Linked DNA regions of Homo sapiens: regions 2 and 3 are each linked to region 1. A link is a loop called in an ENCODE intact Hi-C map of the cell type or tissue named here. Cell type or tissue: endothelial cell of umbilical vein. All regions are shown on one strand.

Region 1 (5,000 bases):
CAGGAGTTCGAGACCAGCCTGGCCAACATGGTGAAACCCCGTCTCTATTAAAAATACAAGAGATTGGCCGGGTGTGGTGGCGTGCGCCTGTGATCCTAGCTACTCAGGAGGCTGAGGCAGCAGAATCGCTTGAACCCGGGAGGTGGAGGTTGCAGTGGGCCGAGATTGCACCACTGCTCTCCAGCCTGGGTGACAGAGTGAGACTCCATCCCAAAAGAAAAAAAAAAAAAAAAAGTTTTACAAATTTTGGTACTTTCTAAACAAAATGCGTTTAAAACTACCAGAGAGGCTAGTACTTACAAAAGCTTGAAATAAGAAATTCTGTTGTAAAGTACTGGTTCTCTCCATCAGTTTAGGTCTTTTAATTTGCTTTTTCTTCTTAAGGTTACAAAAGCGAAAAGTCTTATTTCACCTCCAACCCACCTTACTCTTTCCCATAAAGGTAACTTCTGTTATGCTCTGTCAACTCCTGCTTGTACAGAGCAACAAACTATAGAAGATACAGATAGTAAGAACTCTTAAAATACTCAGATCAATCTCAAACCTTATTTTAGATATAAGCTTCAGCCTCTTTCCCACTAAACTTGACATCAGAATAACTAGTAAAACTTGTAAGTTACTCACTTTCCTTCTTCCTCCCAACCTATGCCCCAGAAAAGTTGGAGATTAATAGAAAAAGACATAAGCAACACATCTAAATAACGTGCATGTGTGTATGAAAGTTTCATAGTGCACATTCCTGAAACTTGTTCTATAAGAGATTTTAGTAAGTGTTCTTTAAAAATAAAGTAAGAAAGGAAGGAATTTGGAAGGAAGAAAGACAGGGGGTGGGTGTTCCCAAGTTCAAATACATTTGGGAAACACTGGGTTAAATAAAATACCAATATACACTACGTAATATACATTGTGATTGCTCCCACTTTTCCTAAAATTAGCAAACCACCAAAACCTTTAATCACGGATCACTTAGTAATATCTTGAAAGAATCTAGGTCTTTACAAAAATACAGTGTGAGAAGCAAGTTGGATATAGCTTCCGGCTCATTGTCACACTGGCAGCAATTCATACAGCTGAACAACTGTGGATATTCAGAGAAACATGCACAAGGTCACATCAATTTGCTACTGGCCAGAAGACTAAAATATAAAATAAAAATTAAAGTGAGCAGACTGTCTCAAGATTCCATCTTTACTGTTTTGGAAAAACTGGTTTCGTTTCTGTGTGGCATTATTTTTCCTTTAGCTATATAATAAAATAATACAAGTAGATGTTTGACTCTAAAATGCACTAATGGGTTTGCTTTTAATAAGTAAATATAATCAAAGGGTCTCAATATAAATTATATTCATTTTAAAATCTCCTTTACAAAACAAAAAATAGGACTAAAATAGTTTGTAATATTAGTACATGCTTTATTGTGAAAGAAACTTTAAGAGGTTGGCCGGGCACAGTGGCTCACACCTGTAAGCACTTTGGGAGGCCAAGGTGGGCAGATCACCTGAAGTCAGGAGTTTGAGACCAGCCTGGCCAACAGAGTGAAACCCTGTCTCTACCAAAAATACAAAAATTAGCTGGGCATGGTGGCGGGCATCTGTAATCCCAGCTACTCAGGAGGCTGAGGCAGGAGAATTGCTTGAACCCAGGAGGTGGAAGTTGAAGTGAGCCGAGATCGTGATACTGCACTCCAGCCTGGGCGACAAGAGTGAAACTCCATCTCAAAAAAAAAAAAAAAAAAAAAGAAACTTTAAGAGGTTAATAGAAACTCCTATCAAATTATGATATTTATCTATAGTGACAAATATCGATAGCCACCTATCTACGTGTAAAAAAATAGTGAACTTGGAAATATCTCCTTATATGTTAGGATTCAAATCAAGATATAACTCAGCAGTGAGCACTAGTATATATGCCAATGAGGCCAGGCCCTGTGGCTCACGCCTGTAATCCCAGCACTTTGGGAGGCCAAGGCGAGTGGATCACAAGGTCAGGAGTTCAGGAGTTTAAGACCAGCCCGGCCAAGATGGTGAAACTCCGTCTCTACTAAAAACTACAAAAATTAGCCGGGTACGGTGGCAGGCGCCTGTAATCCCAGCTAATCGGGAGGCTGAGGCAGAAGAATCCCTTGAATCTGGGCAGCAGAGGTTGCAGATTGCAGCACTGCACTCCAGCCTGGGTGACATAGTGAGACTCCATCTCAAAAAAAAAAAAATTTTTTTTGCCAATGAGATTGAATCAAGCTTTTATTATCAAACTGTAGTCATGAACAATAACTTTTCAGTGTATCTTATTCCTGTCTTCCTGCTGAAATTTTACTTGGGTGAAAAGTCTGGGAGGATTTCCTACTAAAGTGATCCTTATAGTAGCTGAAATAGCTGCTGCATGTCCTAGGTGGAAGCTTTTCTGAAATTCTACTTTAGGAGAAAATAAGGAACAAATAAGTCACTGATGAAGAAAAGTTTCCACCACACACTTCAAGCATTCTCTTTTTTAGTTGTTTCTTCATTGCTGCTCGGCACAGGAAGTGTGATAACTGTCACCCTTACTTATAAATGTCAGATAGCCTTACTCTTTTATACTCAAACCCCAACTATTTGTTTAATGCCCTATTCAAGCTTCCATTAAATCTTTGATCACTCTCTAATTCAAGTAAAAATGATTTCTCCTTCCTCAAAGCTACCTGATTCTTGTCCATGCCTCTCACTTAGCTCATAACTATATTTAACATACTTTAGGTTGCTGTTTAACTTGATTAGTGTCCATATCCTCTTCGTTGAGAAGTCTAGGACACTTCAGATGGCAGGAACAAGGTGATGCACATCTCTGGAGAGTCCACAATACCAGGCACAATGCTGTTTACACTAGCATTCTGCAAGTATTTGTTGACTGACGGACATTAGTATTTTCCTGGGGGAAAATATAAGTGTTCAGGAAATGTTAACAGATTATCTTTAATCGATAACTAAATGAAATCTTTTTTTCTATGACCAAGCAGTGTCACGGATAGGTCAGCCAAGTATAGATCACCTAAGGACTTGGGCACAGAATGTTGTGAGGAAATTAACTGTTCAATGACAAAAGGACTCTGAACAGGACCTACCATTACAGATTAACAGGAAGGATGTAGACATGCACACAGTCATATGCATATGGAACAATGACCTCAAACTATAAAAATCCGAGAAAAAAACCTAGGAAATACCATTCTGGACACTGGCCTTGGCAAGGAATTTGTAGCTAAGACCTCAATTGCAACAAAAAAATTGACAAGTGAGGCCTAATTAAACTAAAGAGCTTTTGCACAGCAAAAGAACTATCAACAGCATAAACAGACCTTACAGAATGGGAGAAAATATTCAAAAACTATGCATCCAACAAAGGTCTAATATCCAGAATCCATAAGGAACTTAAGCAATTCAACAAGCAAATAACCTCATTAAAAAGTGGGCAAAGGACATAAACAAACACTTCTCAAAAGAATACATAAAAACAGCCAACAAACATATGAAAAAATGTTTAACATCACTGATCATCGGAGAAATGCAAATCAAAACCAAAATGAGATACCATCTCATGCCAGTGAGAAGAGCTATTATTAAAAAGTCGAAAAATAATATGCTGGTGAGGCTGCAGAGAAAAGGCAATTCTTATACACTGCTGGTGGGAATGTAAATTAGCTCAGCCACTGTGGACAGCAGTTTGGAGAGTTCTCAAAGAACTTAAAAACAGAACTACCATCCAACCAGCAATCCCATTTCCTAAAGGAAAATAAATCGTTCTACAAACAAGACACATGAACTCCTATGTTCATGACAGCACTATGTACAATAGCAAAGACATGGAATCAACCAAGGTGTCCATCAAAGAAAACGTGGTATATATACATCATGGAATACTATGTAGCCATAAAAAAATAAAATCATGTCCTTGGCAGCAACATGGATGCAGCTGGAGGCCATTATCCTAAGTGAATTAACTTAGGAACAGAAAATTAAGTACTGCATGTCCTCACTTATAAGTGGGAGTGAAACATTACGTACACATGAACACAAAGATGGCAGCAATAGACACCGGGGACTACTAGAGGAAGGAGAGAGGGAGGAGGGAGGCAAGAGTTGAAAAAGTTAACTATTGGGTACTATGCTCAGTACCTAGGTGACAGGATCATCCATAACCCAAACCTTAGCATCACACAATATACTCATGTAACAAATCTTGTGGCACATGTAACCCCTGAATCTAAAATAAAAGTTGAAATGATTTTTAAAAATACAAAGATGTACGTACTAAATGCATCACTCTTTACTATTAGCAATACTGTAAAAAAAATAGAATCTACAAAAGTAATCTGGCAGTCTCATTCATTCATTCAACAAACCATTATTGAAAACCCACTGCCTAAAATTACCCAGCACTTTGGAGGCCAAGGTGGGAGGATCACTTGAGAACAGGAGTTCTAGACAAGCCTGAGCAATATAGCGAGACCCTGTCTCTACAAAATGAAAAAATAAGTAGGGCTTGGTGGCATTTGCCTGTAATCTCAGGTACTTAGGAGGCTGAGGTGGGAGGAGCACTTGAGCCCAGGAGTTTGAGGCTACAGTGAGCTATGATCATGCCACTGTACTACAGTCTGGGTGACAGAGTGAGCTCCTGTTTCAAAAAAAAGAAAAAAATGATTTTAAATAGGCAAACTTTTGCTGTTAAAAAGAATCAAGGGGCCGGGCGTGGTGGCTCATGCTTGTAATCCCAGCACTTTAGAAGGCCGAGGCGGGTGGATCATGAGATCAGGGGCTCAAGACCATCCTGGCTAACACGGTGAAACCCTGTCTCCACTAAAAATACAAAAAATTAGCCAGGTGTGGTGGCACGCACCTGTAGTCTCAGCTACTCGGGAGGCTGAGGCAGCAGAATCGCTTGAACCTGGGAAGTGGAGTTTGCAGTGAGCTGAGATTGCGCCACTGCACTCCAGCCTGGGCAACAGAGCAAGACTCCATCTCAAAAAA
Region 2 (5,000 bases), 140 kb before region 1:
GAGAGGGAGAAGGGAGCTCAGGAGTTGAGAAATCCCTTCTTCAACCTTCATCCTAGGGTTAGATGCTGGAGAGAGAACCAGTCCAAAGCTCTGTCCCGTGAGCTGCCAGGGAACCCCATGCATGGTACTGGGGTATTGGAGGGAAGCTGGTTCAACTCACTCCTCAAAGTCAACCCAACCACGGTGCAGAGGGACCCATTTTGTGCAGAACTGCAGTACTGTGCAGTTTTGGACCTGTCCTTTGGACCTGAAATCAAGGCAGGCTGTGGAGTCCACTCTGCAAGCTCTCGTGTCTGTTCATTGAGTTACCAGCAGCTTCCTGCCACTGGCCCGTGTAGCCCTTGGTCAACAGGCCATGACTACAGCTACTGGCCTGGAGCCAGTGCTGTCGACAGGAGGAAGTGGGCTGGGGCTTGGCTTCTAAGGCTGTAGGGGCTGATAAGTGGCCAAGCAGGACCCTGCTCATGCAGCCTTGACCCAGAGGCATCCCTGCAGGCTGGCGGGTGGAGGGGCTGACCTCACTGCCCTCGGGCTCGTCTGGCCTCCTCTGGCCTCGCCCTCTCTGGCGGGTCCCCTTCCCTCTGGGTGCTCCAAGTGCTGGTGAATCCAACCTGCTCTCTCCAGCCAACCCCTCTCCTCTCACCTCCTGACATACAACTGTCCACCTGACATGTTCAAACGTCACTGCCCCACCAGGCCTGCTCATCCGGCAAACTCCCCAGCTCAGCTGATGTAGGCACGGCTTTGCTAACCTCAGCTCCAGAGGTGGCGGGGGAGGAGGGTCAGCTAGGGAAGCCCCAGCTGTGACAGAGACACTTTTTCCTCCTCTCTCTAGATCTCAGGAAAGCTCAGAGACCCAGGACCCACCTAGGAAGGTGGCTGTTTTCAAGGAAGAGGGGCAGTTGGTAACTTGCCAGTCACAGACTGGACTGGCGGGGAAAGGTTGGAAACTCCTGAGAGATGGGCAGGTGAGGAGTCCCTTGGCCTCCCCCAGCACAGAACAGACAGCCACCCTGGTGTCCTCTTGTGTCTCTGCAATACAGTGAGCTCCTGAGGGCAGGACCTGCGTGAGTGGAGCTCGGAACCTCGCACAGGGCAGGTGCTCACTAAGGGCTTGCAGGCAAGCTAGGCAATGGCCTCTGGGGACACTCCCTACGACGCCTGCACGTTTTTAGCAATGAGCAAACACTCTGCAGGGGTGTCTGAGTAGAAGCTGTGGGCTCCCCAAATCTTGCCGCGTGGTTGGTTTCTTGGGATCCGCCAGTTCTGTTCGAGGGCAGTCAGCCGCGTCTGCCGCAAGGCTATTCCAGAGTGGCCCCACCGCTCCACCCACTCTGGGTAACTCATGGGCACACCCTGGAAACCAGAAAAACAGTGGAGCTCTGCCTGTCCCCGAAGGAAAGAATTACATTGCCGCAAGCAATTTGGAAAGGAGCAAGGAGCTTGGAAACTCGGAGCAAGCGGAATCATCTCCTACCGCCCCGCTTCTGCTCGGCTCAGGGCGCACGATGAAAAGGCTGAATTTGTCACATTTCCCCACACTCAGTCCCAAACAGGCTATCCCAGTCGTCTCTCCCTCCGGAGGAGACCCCTTCCCCTTCACAGCTCCCTTGCAGCTCTCTTTTTTTCTGCTAGCTTGCAGCTTTAAGGGGTAGGAGTCCGATTCTGAAGCTTGAAGCCTGGGCCACTTTTCCACAGGGTGCTTGGCATTGCCGGGGACCAGAACTGTAACCGCCCGGAGCTGTACGAACCTGCACACAGTCTCTGCCCAGCCGCCCAGAGTCCATCCTGGCCTTTCTCTCCAGTTTCCTCCCTTCATGGTCCCAGGCTTTTTCCCCAAAATGAGAGAAGTCCCCAGCTTGGAATCCCAGAGACCTGCAAAGCCGTAAGGAACGGCTCCATTTTGCATGACGCTAGTTAGCCAGCAGATCACTGGAAAACTCAACTACATTTCAAGCAAGCAAGTTGGAAAGAATGTTGGGCTTCCCTGGGATTTAATATGACAGGTTTCTGGCTCTGTGAATTTAGATAAGATTAACTCTTCATTCTTAAGGAAAGAAAAAAAACCCCAGCTCTCTGCAATATCAGTTTAGGGGGAAAATGTGCTGCTTTGAAAGCATCGAAGGCAGTCCGATTTGCACGTCCCCTCTTTCTGGGGCTGCATACTTTCTGTGTCTGATAATATGTTTGTTATACCTCGTCTCTGCCAGGGACACATACAGTAAATTGTCAGCTCAAACCATGTAATCTTTTAACCATAAGGTTCCAACATCTGTTGACCAGTTGTTGCATGGTTGAATCATTAACATGGCTTCTAATTTTACTCTTTGAATTTAACATAAAACATTTTAATGAGTATATGTAATTCATACTTTCCAACTTCAGAGAGTCCTGAAAGAGAAACCTATGCTTTTATAACCCAAGCCTCTGAAGTAAACAGTTTTATTTTTAAATCTCATTTCCTCCCGTTCCCCTTACACAAATGCATTATAAAACAGACCCATTGGACGTTATCTCCCTTTCCAAAAAAAAAAAAAAAAAATGCATTCAAATATTTGTCTAGGTTTCGGTGAAGAGTCCCCTAAGCTTTGTGCTCATAGGATATGTCAGATGGGCCCATTCTTCATTTGGAGATTAGATAAGGCTGTGAGCCCCCATTCCTCCATCTGTAAAAACAAATTGAAAACTGGCATAAGAAAGACAATCCCTGAGTCATGCTGGGAAAATTCGGTTTTAAAACTTGCTTTCGCTCTCATGCCTGTTTTTACTGAAATGAGATGGATTTAGTCATGGTTTGTTCCTGCCAACTGAGTTCACTTTTCCCATTTCCCCCTTCTCTGGGTATGCCTTCAACCTCCAGCCTCGAAAGTGACTGCGTTTGATTAAATGCAATTTTGGATTGAACTTTTTATTCAGAGACATTCCTCTCTTAATATATTTTGAGGTATTTTTTAGGAACAGACTCTAACAGGCCAGAGTAGAAATGTTCAATCCGATAACGTGTGTGACTGATAAAGCCCTCCCTCTAACAACTCCTTGCTATAGCTGTGTTTATCATTCACTAGCTCCTGGAGAATTTCAGAAGGAATCCCATGTTAGCATCTGCTTCCTCCTGGGGAATCTTCTTTATTTCTATTTTTTATTTTTATAGAGACAGCATTTCACTCTGTTGCCTAGGCTGTAGTGCCGTGGCGTGATCACAGCTCACTGCAGCCTCGAACTCCTGGTCTCAAGTGATTTCCCCACCTCAGCCTCCTGAGTAGCAGAGACTATGGGTGTGCACCACTACATCTGGCTAGTTTTTAAAATTTTTTGTAGAGATGGGGGTCTCATTATATTGCCCAGGCTGGTCTCGAACTCCTGGGCTCAAGTGATCCTCCCATGTCTCAGCCTCCTAAAGCACTGGGTTTACAGATGTGAGCCACCATGCCCAGCCCATGACACTTTCAAAGCAAAAGGCCTGGAACTAACCTTGCTAGTGTGGCTTCTTAACTCCTGTTGGAAGTCTCTCTCCTAAGAGACCTTCGACAGCAATGTCACTAAAGAACGACCGGAGTGAAATGCCTTTTGCTTGTGACAGATTAAAGAAATAGCTTCCTTTTGAGTCTCTCAAGTTCAGGCAAGTTCAGAAGCAAGATCACAACACAGCATTTAGTGTGTGGCCAGAGATAAGGCGACCCCAGTCAAGATAAGGTTCCTCTGTGCATTGGTGGCTTTGTGTTCAGTGCTACCAGTGACTTGGGTACTTTCTGGGAGTGTTACGAGTGACGTGGGTACCTAGGAGTGAAGCAGAAGAAAAGTGCTACCTCCTTGGCTCTTGCCTAGCCAGGAAAGAAAAATGACAAGCAAGTAAATTGTGTGCCTATGGCAGTAAAGTTTTCCTAACAAAAAGCTGAAGAAACTTTTCTAGATATTTTAGGGGGACTAGGGATTTACTGCGAATCTAGAATTATTGGGGGACAGCACTTGTAAAACATAATTTTCGAGCTAGGGGCCAGTGATGGGGCGGGGCTCCAGCAGGGGCTGGGTGATGGAATTGGGGAGGAATTTAGAAATCATCTAGTCCAAGGGCTTTCTTTTGAGATGAGGAAATGGAGTGTGCATGAGAGGTGTCACCCCCAGCAACTTTCCGTGTCAGAAATTCTCTAAAGAAGATTGAGGGAGAGAAGAGAAGAGATGGGTAGCCACAGGGGAAGGAGGAAGAGGGATTCAGAGAGGGGGCCAGGAGAGAGGGGAGCAGGTGAGGAGAGAGGAGGGAGTCAGAGGCGTCGGCTGGGAGGGAAGGAGCCACTCCCGCCCTCTGCAATCCATGGCTGAGCTTCGAGGTGGCGCGGGTTATTTCAGTTCTATCCCCTGAGCTCTTTCCCCTGTCCCTGCCCAGTGGCAGCACAGGCTTCCTCAGGAGGAGTTCTGTCTCCCTCCAGAGGAGCAGGCCTAATGCAGAAGCTAGAGCGGTGCGTGTTTCAACAGAACACAAAAGCAAATCTCTATGGAGATCATGCATGCACAATGACACAGCCCATAAACTGCTCCAGTGCCCTCCCTGCTGAAGGTATAAAGCCCCATCCTTGGAACAATTCACGTTTTTAAATAAACCCATGTTGGGTGCCACTGTGGCCATCTGCTGCGGCCTCTGTGCCATCCTCCCTGCTCTGCGGGACTCCTTAGCCACCCTCTGGTCCTGCTGGCCTCTCAGGGCTGGCCAGTGTGGGTGCAGGGCTTCTCAGGGGCAGGAGGAGCAAACAGTGGGGGCAGAAGGGGCCGCGGCGCTCATCACACTAGGAGGGTCCTGGGATGAGCCCGCGGCATCCATACCAAGCCAGAGAATGGTGTCCCCCTCACTCTGAACACCCATCGCCCCTTCTGAATCCCTCCAAGGGTGGCATTGACAACAGGGTGACAGATGGGTACTGGAAGGAAAGAGAACACAAAGGAAAAAGATGATCTCTCCACCCAGATGACCACAGGCACCTCAACCTCATCATGTCACAGGCACTCTC
Region 3 (5,000 bases), 150 kb before region 1:
CATGGCTGGTAGGGATGGAGACTAGGCCTGGTGGTAAACAGGGCAAGAAGAGGAGCCCTGGATGCAGGAGGCCATCCTCATGTTCCCGCTGCAGAGGTTGTTCTTGGAGAATTTGGTCCCCTAAACTCCACAGACAGGGAAAGGGAGGTTTCGCTTAAAGGGGCCTGGATGGAGGTGGCTTTCTCATCTCCTTACATGGAAAATGGGGACGAGGCTGTCTTCAAGCTAAGTACCTTTTTGGGAATGACTAAAGAATCGTCACTGTGCCCAAGGGAGTGAGTGACCCTGGAATGGATGTGAGGGAGGCTTGCGATCTCCTCTCTGGAAATGCAGACCCCCCAGGGAAGCTGGCTCTGTGCCAGGGGAAGGTTGTGCAGGGACCAAGTGAAGTGCCCTTCCAAGTCTGAGCTCCCTGGTCCCATCTGAAGTCTAGCCGAGCCAGGAATGGCGGCTCTTGAAGGGCTTTTTCAAGTCAAGCTCATTGCTCTGGCTGGGGGCTAGCACAGGGAGCAACATGAGAGCCTCTGACCACTCACAGGTGGAGGGCACTGGAGGCAGGGCAAAGAGCTATGCAGAAGAGGACAGCATTCCGTAGACTCTGCTACTGTTTCTGTGGCACGTGGGCAAGTATCCCCAACAGTCACTAGAAAAGCACAGAATGAACCCATCCTTCCCTAAAGCGAAGAATGCAGCCAGGCAGCTCCACATTCAAAGCTCAGCTTCTCATGTACCAGCCATGGGCCCCTGGGCATGTGAAATTAAATTGCCTGCTTTCCTCATCTGCAAAATGCGGATGACAATTCCTGCCTTCCTTTCAGCATTGCTGTAAACATGCAAAGAGGCAAGAGCTGTAAAATCATGAGCATAGAGCCCATCTTGGAGCTAGTGCAGGATATGCGGTAGACGCTGAAGAAGGGGATCATCTGTATGTTCTACTTTATGGATCTATTACGCATTTCCATCCCTTCTCTTACTTCACCTTCCTCATGTTAGTAGATAAATATCATTATACCCATTTTACAGAAGAGGAAATAGAATGGTTAAATAGCTTGCCTACAAGCTAATCTTAAGATGAGCGCCCATTCTACAACATTACAACTCTTTTTTCCTTCGTTTCCCTTTAGGTTAAATCTAACTTCCACCAATAAGCCCCCTCCCCTTCCAGACCCTCAGCAGCCAGGCAACAGGCCGCTAGCTGCATTTTCTCTCAAGGCAAACAAGATCCCTTTCCTTGCTGCTTTTGGCTCCCAGGAGACAGGCAGTCCTGTTGTCTAAGCTCCTCTAGCCACAGGATCTTGAGCACAAGCAACAGTCTTTAATTTTGTACAGAGTGAGCCTTTTGTCTTTAGTCCTATCTCAATTCTTATTAACGCAATTAAAATGCATTCCATTGACTAAGGTGTAAATGTGCTCCCCACGATGGGTGATTGTCTATGGAGAGACGCATAGAGAATAAATAGTCTTCTAAGTGGCTTCCAGGCTGCAGCCAAGCGGAAGGCTTGCTTTCATCAGTGGAGGTGTTCTTGCCGCATAAATCTCCGGCGACTACTTGGTCTCCGGTAAACACCACATTGGCATCAAGATCAAGGAAACGGAAGTGCAATGATGAAGTTCGCAAAGATGGGGGTGGCGTGTGTTCCCATGCAAACATCTTGGCTTGGTGCTCTGTAAGTTGGAGAGCTTGACGCTGAATTGCATGAAGAGGTCCAGCCTGCATCAGTTACTACATCAGGATCCAAAAGAACGTCCAGCACCCCCCACCTTCTGCTCCCCGGTTCCAGCAGACCCATGCATCAGAACAAAAGCTGTCGGCAGCACTTCCCCCACCTCCGAGCCAAGGATCACCTTAACCTTCTTCCCGTCTGCTCCATTCAGTCTCCACTGTTACATTCTGCCTCCACATTCAAGGCCTGGCTGTGGTCAGAGGTCGCTGAATGAATCATGTTAAACAAGAGCTTTGCTGATGTTTTAGAATTTCTAGGGTGACCTAATTCCCTGTATCTGTTTTTCACAACTTTTCTATTTTTTTTCTTCTTCTCTGTTGTTTATAGGAGCAAATCACTGGACGGAGATCAAGCAGTTTATGGTGCCAAGAAACCAGAGAGGCTGCAGAGGCTCAGAGCACCATGGAAGAAAGCTTTCTGCTTGCCAGCACCGTCCCCAACTGCCCCTGCTGAGGGGCTGCCTTTGGAGCTGGCACACGGGATCCCTGGGGTCAGCACAGGGTGGCCCATGCATACACCCAGCCCCAACAGGACGCCTGGCTCAGTGTTGGCAACAACCGCCTCCCCAGGGACCCCTCTATGCCCTGGCCTGGCTGCTTCCCCAGCCTCAGCTCCAATGGGCGGGGGGGGTTCCTTTTGTTTCAGCGTGCAGGTGACCTTATGCTGGTGTCTCATAGAATAAAGAGAATGTGTTCGTGGGAGAAACACTGGCAGGATAAGACTTCCTGCCTGCACTGTGCTCTTCAGAGAGCACGTTCCTATTTTGAGCTCTTTCTTTCTTGCCACTGCCCTGCCCCAGCAGGAAAGGACCTCTGCACGTTCTCATTCTCCGGTTCTGCAGAGGCTGAATCAGAGACTGGAAGGCTAGGGCACCGGTTGCGCTTCTATTCACTTCTAATGTGAGCTTCAGAAACTTCCAGCCCTTGCATACCCACTCTCTCCCTTGGCCCTCCTCCTAGATTCCCACAAGCTAGACAGGGCAGGATTCCTACCCGACCCTGGATGAGGAAAGTGCGATCAAAGCTCTGAAGGACTTGTCCAGGGTCGTGGAGCTCATCAGTAGAGCAGCCCAAGCAGAAACAGATTTTTCTAAGTCTAAAAAACGTGACAATGTAAATCAGAAAGTTTAAGTTGCATTCTTTCTTTCCATCACACTTTAAGTGTGGGATTATTTGCAAATCACCTATGGTGACTCTCTATTACTCCTATTTTATCTGTTTGATAGACCCAGATTTTCCTTTGTGCATTCCTTGAAGTGAAGCCCTTGGATGAAGCTAGCTCCCACTGACTCGGGAATAAAAGCTCTTACCAGGTACCTTGTGATTCTAAGTGCTTCTGGCCCATCCAGGCATTTAATGGGTACTGGTACCATAATCGCCACCACCACCACCACTATCATCATCATCATCATCATCACCACCACCACCATCATCATCATGGTCATCTCCCACCCCTGTAGACCTATGAGGATAAACTGGCAGATACTTTAGTTAGCCTGTGCAAGGTCAGCAGAGGAGAGGCAGGAATGTTGAGGCTCAAACTCAGGGCCTCTGCTCACAGTCTTGGCTTTACTCTCTGCCTCGTCCCAAACACACCTTGCTTCTTCTCCCACTGTGTCTGTGAAGGGAGAGGGAAGGATTAGATTTTAGAGGCGAGAAGCACTGAGCCAATGACACGACGATCCTGGATTACCCTACTTAGAGGCATAGATGGGTTGGAAGCCTAACATTTTCAGACTAATTTTCAAGAAGCTTCATCCAAGTACTTAGGATGAGCCAATGGCAGAAGAAATATTCAGAAGTAAATCCCCTAGACCTGCTTCTTAAATTTTAATGTACATGCAAATCCCCTAGAAATGGTGTGGGAATGCAGATTCAGATTCAGCAGGTCCGGGTGGGGCTGAGGCTCTGTATGGCTAACCAGGGTGATGCAGAAGTTTCTGGTCTGTGGACCAGACTTTGAGTAGCAGGGCCCTAGACCACAGGTTTCCTGACTAGATTCCTGGGTTTCCTGAAGATGACTCAGGTGCTGGCCTGGGGGGCTGTGCAATGGGGTTTCTGAATCACATCTCTCTTGGAAAAAAGGGTTTATCCTGCTTTGAAAATAAGTTTGAAAGCCACAACCCTAAATATAATACCCCATGCACTTGGAGGTACTTATTTTAATGTGTGGCAAGAAATTTCTGTCCCCAAAGAGAAATTCTTTTATATGCTTTGCTGACTCAGGGGAATCAGTGCCCATATTTGGACAGCTGGCCTTACAGTGACCTCACTGCTACCTAATGGAAAATGTTGAAGGTACTCTACTTAGAAATAATTATATTTACATAGCCTCTGTGTTCTCTCCCCCCAATCCCTCTCTCTCTCTCTGTCTCTCTCTCTCTCATAGATTCTTGCAGAAAAAAAAGAACACTTGCTTCTGGAATTCATCAGTTCCAGCTGTTTACTTCCATTGAGGCCAGAAACTTATTTTTTTTCCCTGTGTTTAAGTTTTTTATGGGAGCGAAGGGTAAGGAAGGCTTCCATGACTACAATCATGAAAAATCGGTCTATTGAGTGAGAGCTCACCACCAGACCAGAGAAAACAAGATATTGGGGCATTGAACGGGAAGGTCCTGAATATAATCCTGTGTTCTCCCTATGTGTTCTGCAAGAAAAGAATTCTGTGATCAAGCGTGTTAGGAAAATGCAGTGTTAAACAAACTTCTCTCCTATAGGATTTCTTAGAGCCTTTTATGAGATAATATGGTTATAACTCCCCCAGAGGCAATAAGTGTCTGCAATGTTTCCCAAACTTCCTTAAATAGAGTCCACTTTCATGGAACATCTTGAGGAACACTAGAAGTCCATGGAATCTGACTTCTGCAAGCAGCTGATCAAACCCCAGCTCTAGAGCACCAGATTCAGACGAGATCAGGCACATTCAGGGTGGAATGACCAAAGACTAGAAGGCCTGATTCAATCCCTAAACCTGGGAAAACACCTTCCTTGTGGGCTGGTTCCCCAAATGATCAGACACCAAGACCTTCCATCTCTGGAATTATAGTTCTAGAAAATTCTAGAAAGTTCTGGAAAGTTTTTGGCTAAGACTTGGACCATCCCTGGGAGTTTGGTGCAGAGGCTGAGCTACAGAGTCACCTCAGTGGCCAAGACTTAGGAATCATCCCACAGTCCTGCAAGTGCACAGTGGGGACTTAGTTTCATTCCCCATGTGTCTCCAGAGTGGCCCACAGGGAGCCGTCTACATACGTGGGTTTGGGTGAATGTGGGGAATCAG

The links. Peaks named below come from ENCODE experiments on the same cell type or tissue, not always from the same donor. Only the 100,000 strongest peaks of a DNase experiment are listed, where the experiment ranks them.
Region 2: a loop joins it to region 1, with 5 times the contacts of the local background. A loop is called at or near these places in 2 of 110 quality-filtered maps.
Region 3: a loop joins it to region 1, with 4 times the contacts of the local background. A loop is called at or near these places in 2 of 110 quality-filtered maps.

Annotation. Positions count from the first base shown.
Region 1 is chr10:30,961,676-30,966,675 of GRCh38, forward strand. The region is part of intron 2 of ZNF438 (zinc finger protein 438); the gene reads right to left. Among named protein-coding and RNA genes, the nearest start is that of ZNF438, 68 kb to the right of the region's middle. In endothelial cell of umbilical vein, no CTCF peak of the experiment used is centred here; a DNase peak (open chromatin) is centred at 3,046; H3K27ac peaks cover 3,101 bases.
Region 2 is chr10:30,817,779-30,822,778 of GRCh38, forward strand. LOC124902405 (a long non-coding RNA gene) reads right to left here and starts at 3,535. Exons shown (of 2, transcript XR_007062104.1): 1 at 3,472-3,535; 2 at 2,427-2,666. RefSeq lists enhancers at 1-879, 275-324. In endothelial cell of umbilical vein, no CTCF peak of the experiment used is centred here; DNase peaks (open chromatin) are centred at 373, 2,723 and 3,653; H3K27ac peaks cover 3,996 bases.
Region 3 is chr10:30,810,259-30,815,258 of GRCh38, forward strand. No RefSeq gene overlaps it. Among named protein-coding and RNA genes, the nearest start is that of LINC02644, 90 kb to the left of the region's middle. In endothelial cell of umbilical vein, no CTCF peak of the experiment used is centred here; DNase peaks (open chromatin) are centred at 1,993, 2,223 and 3,803; H3K27ac peaks cover 3,808 bases.